Regions from separate parts of the Homo sapiens genome. Here region 1 is linked to region 2. Evidence: chromatin loops called from intact Hi-C (ENCODE). Cell type or tissue: Calu3. All regions are shown on one strand. Each heading gives the region's core, and the rest is flanking DNA. Links, peaks and the distances in the headings are about the cores only. Region 1 overlaps ZNF804B (zinc finger protein 804B). Region 2 has its middle 23 kb from the start of SRI.

Region 1 (4,414 bases), core at 171-4,170, 590 kb after region 2:
ATTTAGGCTGGACCATCGATTTGAAAATACATCAGTGTCAGTGCAGTGAGGCCAGGGCAGTTTGAATGGTCGTCTTCATGCTAAAATCTGATTGTTTTTATTGAATGCTTTTATTTTTTAACCTGTTGTAAATTTATATTTGCATAATATAAATTTGCAATTTAATATTTTATATCCTCTTTCAATATTTCCTTTCTGCTTTTTTTTTTTGCTATTCTATCTTCCGCTTAAAAAAAAGTAAGTATTGTTGACATTAATCAGTTTCAAGGATGATAGGAAAAAGAGGTTTGTTTTTCTAACTAGTTATCTCCCCTTTCTAACTTCAGAATATTTGAGGATGCAATCTCACCTCTGTTATTTACTGTGAGAATTTGAGGAAATTACTTAACTTTTCTGATTCTATTTTTCTAATCCGTAAAATGGGATGAAAACTGCTGTCTTGTAAGGCAGTAGTGAGGGTTAACAGGTTCTTTAGCTCTTACAAAAAAGTCAAGTGATTACATGTATCTGACATGTTGCTAGGGAGTTACAATATTAAGATGAAGAAGGTAGAAAGTCAGGGACTTGGCCCTCAATAAATTTTAGGACCAGTAAAAGATAGGAAAATTTAGAGTCTGCGAGTTTGAAAGAGACTGGTTCTAGAAGAGCAATTCATTATTTCTGCTAATAATATAATGCAAAAAATCAGTTGCCATCATATTTGAATGTTTGTTTTATTATTAACTTAATGGAGAGCCTTAAGTCTATTGACCTCATGTGAGAAAGCCAAGCTTCTCAAATAATTTGATTGCATCTCTGTGAATTTATTTCACTAGGGTGAGGAAATTGAGAACCAGAGACTTGGGGTGATTTTCTTAAGGCTTTAGTGACAAGATCAAGGCTAGGTCCAAATTTCCAGTAGATTTATGTAACTTAGTGCATTTTTATACTTATGCCAAAATTACTTATTTTCTTTTTATCAGAAACACTATTCAGAAAATGAGATCAGATGTTTTTTCAGGTAGAGTACAATTAAAAAAAGAAAAAACAATTACAGAGAAAGCTCTTATCCAGAAATGGGGCTAGTTTTCAGCATCTATTTGGAATTTAAATGCATTCTAGTGAACTCCAAGCAGATTAGCCTGTATTTGAAATATAAGGTCAAGTGGGAGGTTATAATCAGAAAGAATTAGAACTCCAGAAATTAAAGTTACCTTGAGAGTAAATGGCTGTTCTATATGGAATTATTTTTTGTTAAAACAATTTTACACAAAATGCCTTTATAGGTAACTATTATTTTAACCAAATGTAATAATATACGAATGACATGAAGGAATGTAGGCTATATTGCGAATTATTTTTGAATTGTGACTGTTACAGCTATTATAACCAGGAGTGTAGCTAAAAACCTAGTATTATGTATTAAGACAATAAGCTGATCACACATATTAATTCGTGCTTTAGAATTCCAATATAGTCTATACAAGAAAAACTAGTCATCTCCAGTTGCTTAAAAGACAAGTAATTCTAATAATCTTGTGAATGCAGAATTGAAAACGCACATGATAATGGATAATGGAGTTAAAGTAATAGAAAGTTCTTGAAGAAACTTATGAACCCCTTCTGAGATTTACTTTATAATGATTTATAGATTATCTTGATTGGCGTGATGGTATTATGGGTTTTTATATTTGTCAAAATTTATTGAACTATACGCTCACTTTGTGTATATATTTTACTATATATATATATTATATCCCAATAAAGTAGTTTGAACAAAACATCACCTTAAGTTGAACGATGCTATATTGATGTCAGATGCTCTGTTTGCCAAACTATTTTTCGCCATTCAATCTCCTTGTTCTTTATACTTTGATACTTTGGTTGCTAGAAATGTAGCTCTTGGGAAAAAATAAAAATAATACATTCTTAATAAAAGTATGATGAAATACTCACTTGCAAAATGTCCAGAACAACATATGACAGAATTTTGACATCTATGAAAGGCACCAGCCCTCTTTGGATTTCTGCAGCATTTTCTTTTGTACAAGGAAATAATGCTCATATAGAAAAGACACTACTGAACTTTCAGAGGTCTCCTACGAACGGAACTGTAGTACTCATTGTATTTTAATCAATTGGAGTTTTATTCTATTTTTATATTACTTTAAAATTGGAGTTTACACATTGGTAATATTAACATTTTTTAGTGGTAATAAAATTACATGCTGCAAGGAAATCAGGATACAGTAGCATACTGCTTTAATTTTTAGAAGTTAGTGTGAACCCAAGATCATGAAATCACTTTTCTATCTCTGTTGCTGAAAGCTTCTGAAGCTGGCAATAGAAGTAGCTACACCTTCACATCACCAGTACTCCTGATTGCCCCCTTGTGTCGATATATTGAATTTTAATCCCCGTCAAAAAAGGGGAACCAGGCCTTCTTAGAGATCTCATTCTGTTGTTGGAGGAGAGATCATTCAGAATGAGCACAGAATTTTCTATTATTGCAAAAAGCAAAAAGTGTTTTTAAATATATCAAACCTATTCCTGAATGGACAAAGAACCCCACTGAAGAAGGCTATCACTGGCCAATGGATAAAAATGTAAGCTTAAATAAGCTTGAATTCAAATGAAAATAATTTGAATCTGTAAAAAGCCATGAGTTCAAAATATAATTTAAAGGAAAAGTTACAATAAAATTTGCAATGGTGTAGTTATGATGCCAAGAAAGGGTAACTTCGATAGTAGATATTTGCTTTTTATTTATTTTATCAACTATGTAGAATGTGTGTGTACAGGTATTCTATATATGCATATACATATATCCTTTTTCAGTGTTTAAGATTGTTTCATGTATATATAGTTATTAATTATAAGCAAAATGAAAGCAAATACCTAAAAGAAAAAGAAAATATAAATATTTGAGCTCATATAAGCTCTGCATATGCAGATTGTGTGCATGTATATGTGTTTGTGCATCTTTGTGTAGCTAGTCTATGGGAAAGAGTAAAGAGGATTAAATTTGAGTGAGCCAAACATTCTCTGTAAAGGTAAAAACAATTTATAAATGACAGGATGTTGTAGCAGATATTTTCTTACTAAACAATCCTGGTATATGATAACCACTTAGAAAGATACTGTATCAAAGGGACAGCCAAGGTATATACAAGGGATCAAGGTGATCCTTTGATCACCTCTGGCGGTCATACACATTAATTAGTTAACACCACGTTTTGAGATAATAGGTTAGCCAGGTTCCAAAAAGAAGAATTGTTGGGGCAGACTTGAACCTTCATTTTCTAGTAGATAAATTGCCTTGATTCTCATTCTGTTGAAGTTATAGATAAATTCCACAGAAGTTTTGAATCACAATAAGTGACTAGGTAACAACACAAGAATAATGAGGTAGCATTGATCATTTCAAAAGTAGAGATCACATGTTTTCTGGAAAAGATGTGAAAGGCTTGGACTTAAAAGTCCCATGGGGCAGCAAATCAAATCACTCTGGACTACACAAAGAATCACTTGGTAGTCAAGCAAGAACAACAATAACATTTACATTCAGATAGAGTTCTATTTTTAAATTAAGTAAAATTATTATCATTCTAGGAAGTTGCTAAACGAAGTATCTACTTCAAATACTTACCCTTTAGAGGGCATAATACTAGAAATAATAAATTATAAATATATAAAAATGTATAAATGCACAAATGAGTAAATGAATGTTGATCAACATTCTACTGAATACTTGAGGGTCTCTATGCAGATTTCCAGAGCATGCTATCTCTCTCTCTCTCTATGCAATTCGCTCTTTCCCAGTATTCTGTCCTGCAAACACTTGCCACCTGGATTCCAAGTCTCCTCACCTTTGGAAGTCCATCAGCCTTATTCAGAGGAGTGAACAGGGGGCCGATGTAGGAATCACTTCATTTATTTCCTGTCTGACAAGGAACTCTGTTCTTTGTTGGCTGATGTCCAGTGTTTTGAAAAACCTTGATTAATAGTTTTTGGTTTTTCTTTTGTTTGTTTCAGGGAGGGCAAAACTATTTTCTGTTAGTTCTTCTTTGCCACAAGCCAGAAAGGACATATATGTTTACTATTATTGTAACAAAATAGGAAGTCCTCATAAAGTTTTTCTGCTGCATATCAAAATAAGATGGTTGCCCCCAAAAAAGCACTTGTCCAATTGATTGAGTTGAGAGCTAAACAATCCCCTTTCTTCATGGTACACAATATATTTTTTTTTGTAAAGAGTAACTGACAGACAAATTATGGTTATTCATGCTTGGCTATATGGCAAACATTTACTTTAAAATGAAAGAAGTGATCCTGTAACTTCAAGACAAAATAAGTGATCAATATTTGTTGCCAGTGATAAAATTGAAGCTGTCAAATGAAATCGAAATTTTGGAAAACTTGTGTGACATCCACT
Region 2 (4,414 bases), core at 191-4,190:
TTCAAGTCTAATCCTTTTTTTTTTTTTTTTTTTTTGAGATGGATTCTGCTCTGTCGCCCAGGCTGGATTGCAGCGGTGTGATCTCGGCTCACGGCAACCTCTGCCTCCTGGTTTCAAGCAATTCTCATGCTTCAGCTTCCTGGGTAGCTGGGATTACAGGCGCGCGCCACCATGTCTGGCTCATTTTTTTTTTTTTTTTTTTTTGTATTTTTAGTAGGGACGGGATTTCGCCATGTTGTCCAGGCTGGCCTTGAACTCCTAGCCTCAAGTGATCTGCCCTCCCAAATGCTGGGATTACAGGCATGAGCCACTGTGCCTGGCCCAAGTCTAATCTTTTTCATCCAAGATTCCATATCTCCAAAAATTGGGCACCAATTTACTTTCCCACTTTTTTCCTTCCAACAAGTCTGGGTAATTCCCATGGGATTGTCAGCCTGTTCTTGTCTGCATTTTTTGTTTGTTCATTAGTTCATCTGTTTATTAACGTTTTGAGTACCTATTATAAAGCTAATGTAAAGCTTGGTGCTCTGGGGTGATATGAACAAAATGCAAAAATTAGTTTGCGCTGTTCTGAAGCTTAGAATTAATCACCTCTTCTCTGCGACCCTGAAGTACTTTGTACATGCTCTGGTGCAGCTTTTTCATACACTGTTAATGGGTTAATCACCCATATATGGTAAATCTCCAGCACCTGGTAAAATAAGTGACTTATATTAGACATCTGTATACTTTGTAAACATATAGTTTATACAGAGAAACATGACATCTACACATGTAATACACATATAATAATACTATCAATACAAGTTATAGTTAGGAGACAAAGTGAGTTGTATTAACAGGAAATACTATAACAGTGCTAAGAAAAGGAAAAACCAAATAATTCCTTTGTTCATGCTGTATTTTCATCATTAAATGTCCTTCCTCATCTGTGTTCTATTCCATACCCAGCTGAATACTTCTTCTGTGATGTCACCCAAGACTACAGCTCTTATCACGTCTTGATGAATTAAATCTCTTTTTGCAACAACTTATCAAGTATACATGAATCCTCAATAAAATTATAAAACTTTCGGGCAGTCACTGGTAACATTTGCCTCTATGTCTCTTACAGTATCTTGTAAAAAACAGATCCTCAGAAATTATGGGATGATTTTGTTTGCCAGATGCATGGAATGAGCTACTTTAAATTTCACATAAAATTCTAAAGTAGACTCTTATGAATAAAATATTGAATGTAATGCATACATGCTATTTTAACTACTTGTATCTGTGTAATGCTTTACAGTATATAAATGTTTTATATACATTTTACTGCTGGATATTTTAAAATTTGTTATTCATGTTTATAATCTTTGTTTTACAGATGATTATAATCAGGTTAATTTAAGTCAAAGTAACTTGCCCCTGGTTTCACTAATAAATAGCCAAGTTAGATTTGAATTTAGGTCTTCTCAAACCAAATCTCTTGTTTTCTAATAATATTATATAGTGTACTAAATGTCCACATTAATTTAATTATAGAATACGAAAGCGATTAGATTCTGCTTAAGTGGTAACTGACACAAACATCATAAAAAGTAATAGGTTGTTATTAAAAAACAAGTTATTAGCAAAAGGCAAAATTTAGAAAAATTAGAAAAAGTCATGAATACACTGTGATTATATCAGGGCTAATTTCATTACCTCACACAAAAACAGTTAATTTACAAAGATAGGTTGCTAAAACCTCAGGGTTTTTTTTTTTTTTTTTTTGACAAATTGAAATTTTTAATGTAGACTTCTGCAAGACACTACTAGAAAAAAATATATATAATGAACATTAAAAAATTTAATTCTCAGAAAAGGATGAAAAACACTGATTTATAAGAAAAGAAAAAGGAGGCCTTAAACTCGGGAAAATTAAAATGGCAGTAAATTGAATGGAAGAAAACGAGTCTTTAAGGAGTGATCTAGTGCTGTGTCTCACAGGAATATGGAAAAGAGATCACCAACTTGTAGTTTCTATTACTCTATGTTTATTTGTTATTCATTTTTTTCTACATTAAGTAGCTTTTTTTTATTTTTAGTTTTTAGTTTCAAAATGTGTAGTATTTTATGTTTGGTGATTTTACAGCTAATGTTGCATTTCACTGAAGCTTGGTCAGTGGTATACTGCCCATATCCACAAGGTGTCATTATAACATTGTATTTGGTTTGAAACCTTTCTTGCATTTTTCACTCATTTGTTTTCGCATTTACAGTAAGCTTCAACAAGGACATTTCACAGTGGGTGCCACTGGAGGATGCTAGTTGCTCTGAGGGAAATTGCTAAGGCTAGAGGAGTTTTGAAAAAAGCTGAAGGCTGGACCAATGAAGCTACTGATGGGCAACACTGACCAGAACTGGAACAATTGGAAGCAATGTTGTTTTCCTCTTTTCTCACCTTTCACTCCCATTATGTAACCCTAGTAACAAAACACAATAGGCAGTTAGTGGGCAAGGGAGTCTGGGAAAGATATTCCGCAGAGTCCCAGCACAGAGCAGAGTAGAACAGAGTAGGATTGGAGCTGAGAGATAGTAAGTAAATAGGCAGCAGAAATATGTCAAGCAACAATACCCCATGTAAGTAGAAGGGGATGGTGGTTGGAATCCTTGTATTATTTAGAAGGAGAGTAAAAATGTTGATTCTCTTTAAAATTCAAAAAAGTTAAATATGCATATTACAATTTCTAGGGTACCTACTATAAAGACCAAAATAAACTTTCAAAGCAGAAACAGGAAACAAAAATGGGATGAGGGGAAATAGTCCATTAATCCAAGAAAAGGCAAGAAAGGGGAAATTATTATTATAAAGCAACATAAAATGAGATATGTGAAATAAATCCAAATATATTAGTAATCACAATCAATTTAAATGGATTGAACTTTCCGGTTAAAATAGATTTGATTTATCAAAACAACATAATACAGGCATAAAAAGACATACGAACCAATGGAACAAGATAGAGAGCCTAGAATTAAATCCACACATTTACAGTTAGTTGATTTTCAACAAAGATGCCAAGAATGTATAATGGGAAAAGGATAGTCTCTGTGTGAAATGATATGTAACCTTTAGTGTCTTCTATCCTTGATGCACATGCTATTTAGAAATCTGGAAAGCAGTTGGAAATGGAATCATTTATGTCAAGTATAAACATTGATATGATCTTTAGCTTAATTAAAACCACAGGAACAGACCTGAAAAAATAATCAAATTTCCAAGCAGGTACTTGGAAAGTCTATCCTGAGATATCTGATTGATTAGACATCCTGCAAGCAGCAAAGCCTTTCTGTAGCTATCTCTCAGAAGCTAATGCTTTTATGTTAGTCACATATGCAATTTCCTCCCGCAGGCTATTTATGAGTTTTTATTTTTATTTTCTAATGGAAAAAATTATTCAACTACATAAACATAGTTAGCATTAAAAATTATTTTAAATCATATATGAAGAATTTCATTTGTATATTTCTAACATTTGGGTAACCTGTTAGTATAGATTTTATTTCCTTTCTACCTTTGTCCTCCTAAATCAGAGAAACAACTTATTTTATCCTGTATTTCAAAGCAGATCAATGACTGAATTCTATAAATACTTCAGAATTATGTTATGTGTGTGTCTGTGTATGTGTGTATACCCTTATATATACACACATGCATATATCTACATTTATTTCTTTATTCAACTAATATTTACAAGCATGGACTATGTGTAGAATAGTCTTAGAGGTACAGGGAGGGCATAGGATAGACAAGACAAAGTTATTGTTCACTGTGTACCTTCATTTATTTTGTATATTCTTCCATATATTTTTAGGTATCCTTTTAACTCTTTAGGCCCCTTTATAGCTCTAAATATTTCCATCTATTATACATACATGTGTAGTTTGTTTCTCTATTCCTGTCATGAAGACATCCTATCATTAGTAATGTAATTAATATACATTTGGTGCTTTTTAAAGAAACAATTGACACAAAATAATTGTACATATTTGTGTACATAAGATACAAATACGTACATAAATATGTGTACATATTTGGTACTATGTGATGTTTTGATACACATATACATTGTGTGATTATCAAATCAGGGTAATTAGCATATCCATCATCACAAACATTTATCATTTTTTTGTAGTAAGAACATTCAAAATGTTCTTTCTAGCTATTTTGAAATATTCAATACATTATTGTTAACTATATTCACTCTACTGTGCAATAAGACAATAGAACTCATTCTTCCTATCTATTTGTAACTTTATACCCATTGACCGATCCTCCCTATTTCCCCTCCACTTTCTCCTTTCCCCACTTGCTGGTAACCACTGGTCTATTCACTGCTTTTATGAGATGAACTTTTTAGATTCTACTTATAAGTAACATCATTTGTCT

What was found. A loop is a pair of places that touch in the nucleus more often than their neighbours do. Peaks named below come from ENCODE experiments on the same cell type or tissue, not always from the same donor. Only the 100,000 strongest peaks of a DNase experiment are listed, where the experiment ranks them.
Region 1: a loop joins it to region 2, with 5 times the contacts of the local background. A loop is called at or near these places in 17 of 110 quality-filtered maps.

What each region holds. Positions count from the first base shown.
Region 1 is chr7:88,832,948-88,837,361 of GRCh38, forward strand. The region is part of intron 1 of ZNF804B (zinc finger protein 804B); the gene reads left to right. Among named protein-coding and RNA genes, the nearest start is that of TEX47, 39 kb to the left of the region's middle. In Calu3, for the core only: no CTCF peak of the experiment used is centred there; a DNase peak (open chromatin) is centred at 2,394.
Region 2 is chr7:88,241,274-88,245,687 of GRCh38, forward strand. No RefSeq gene overlaps it. Among named protein-coding and RNA genes, the nearest start is that of SRI, 23 kb to the left of the region's middle. In Calu3, for the core only: a CTCF peak has its summit at 2,237; a DNase peak (open chromatin) is centred at 2,288.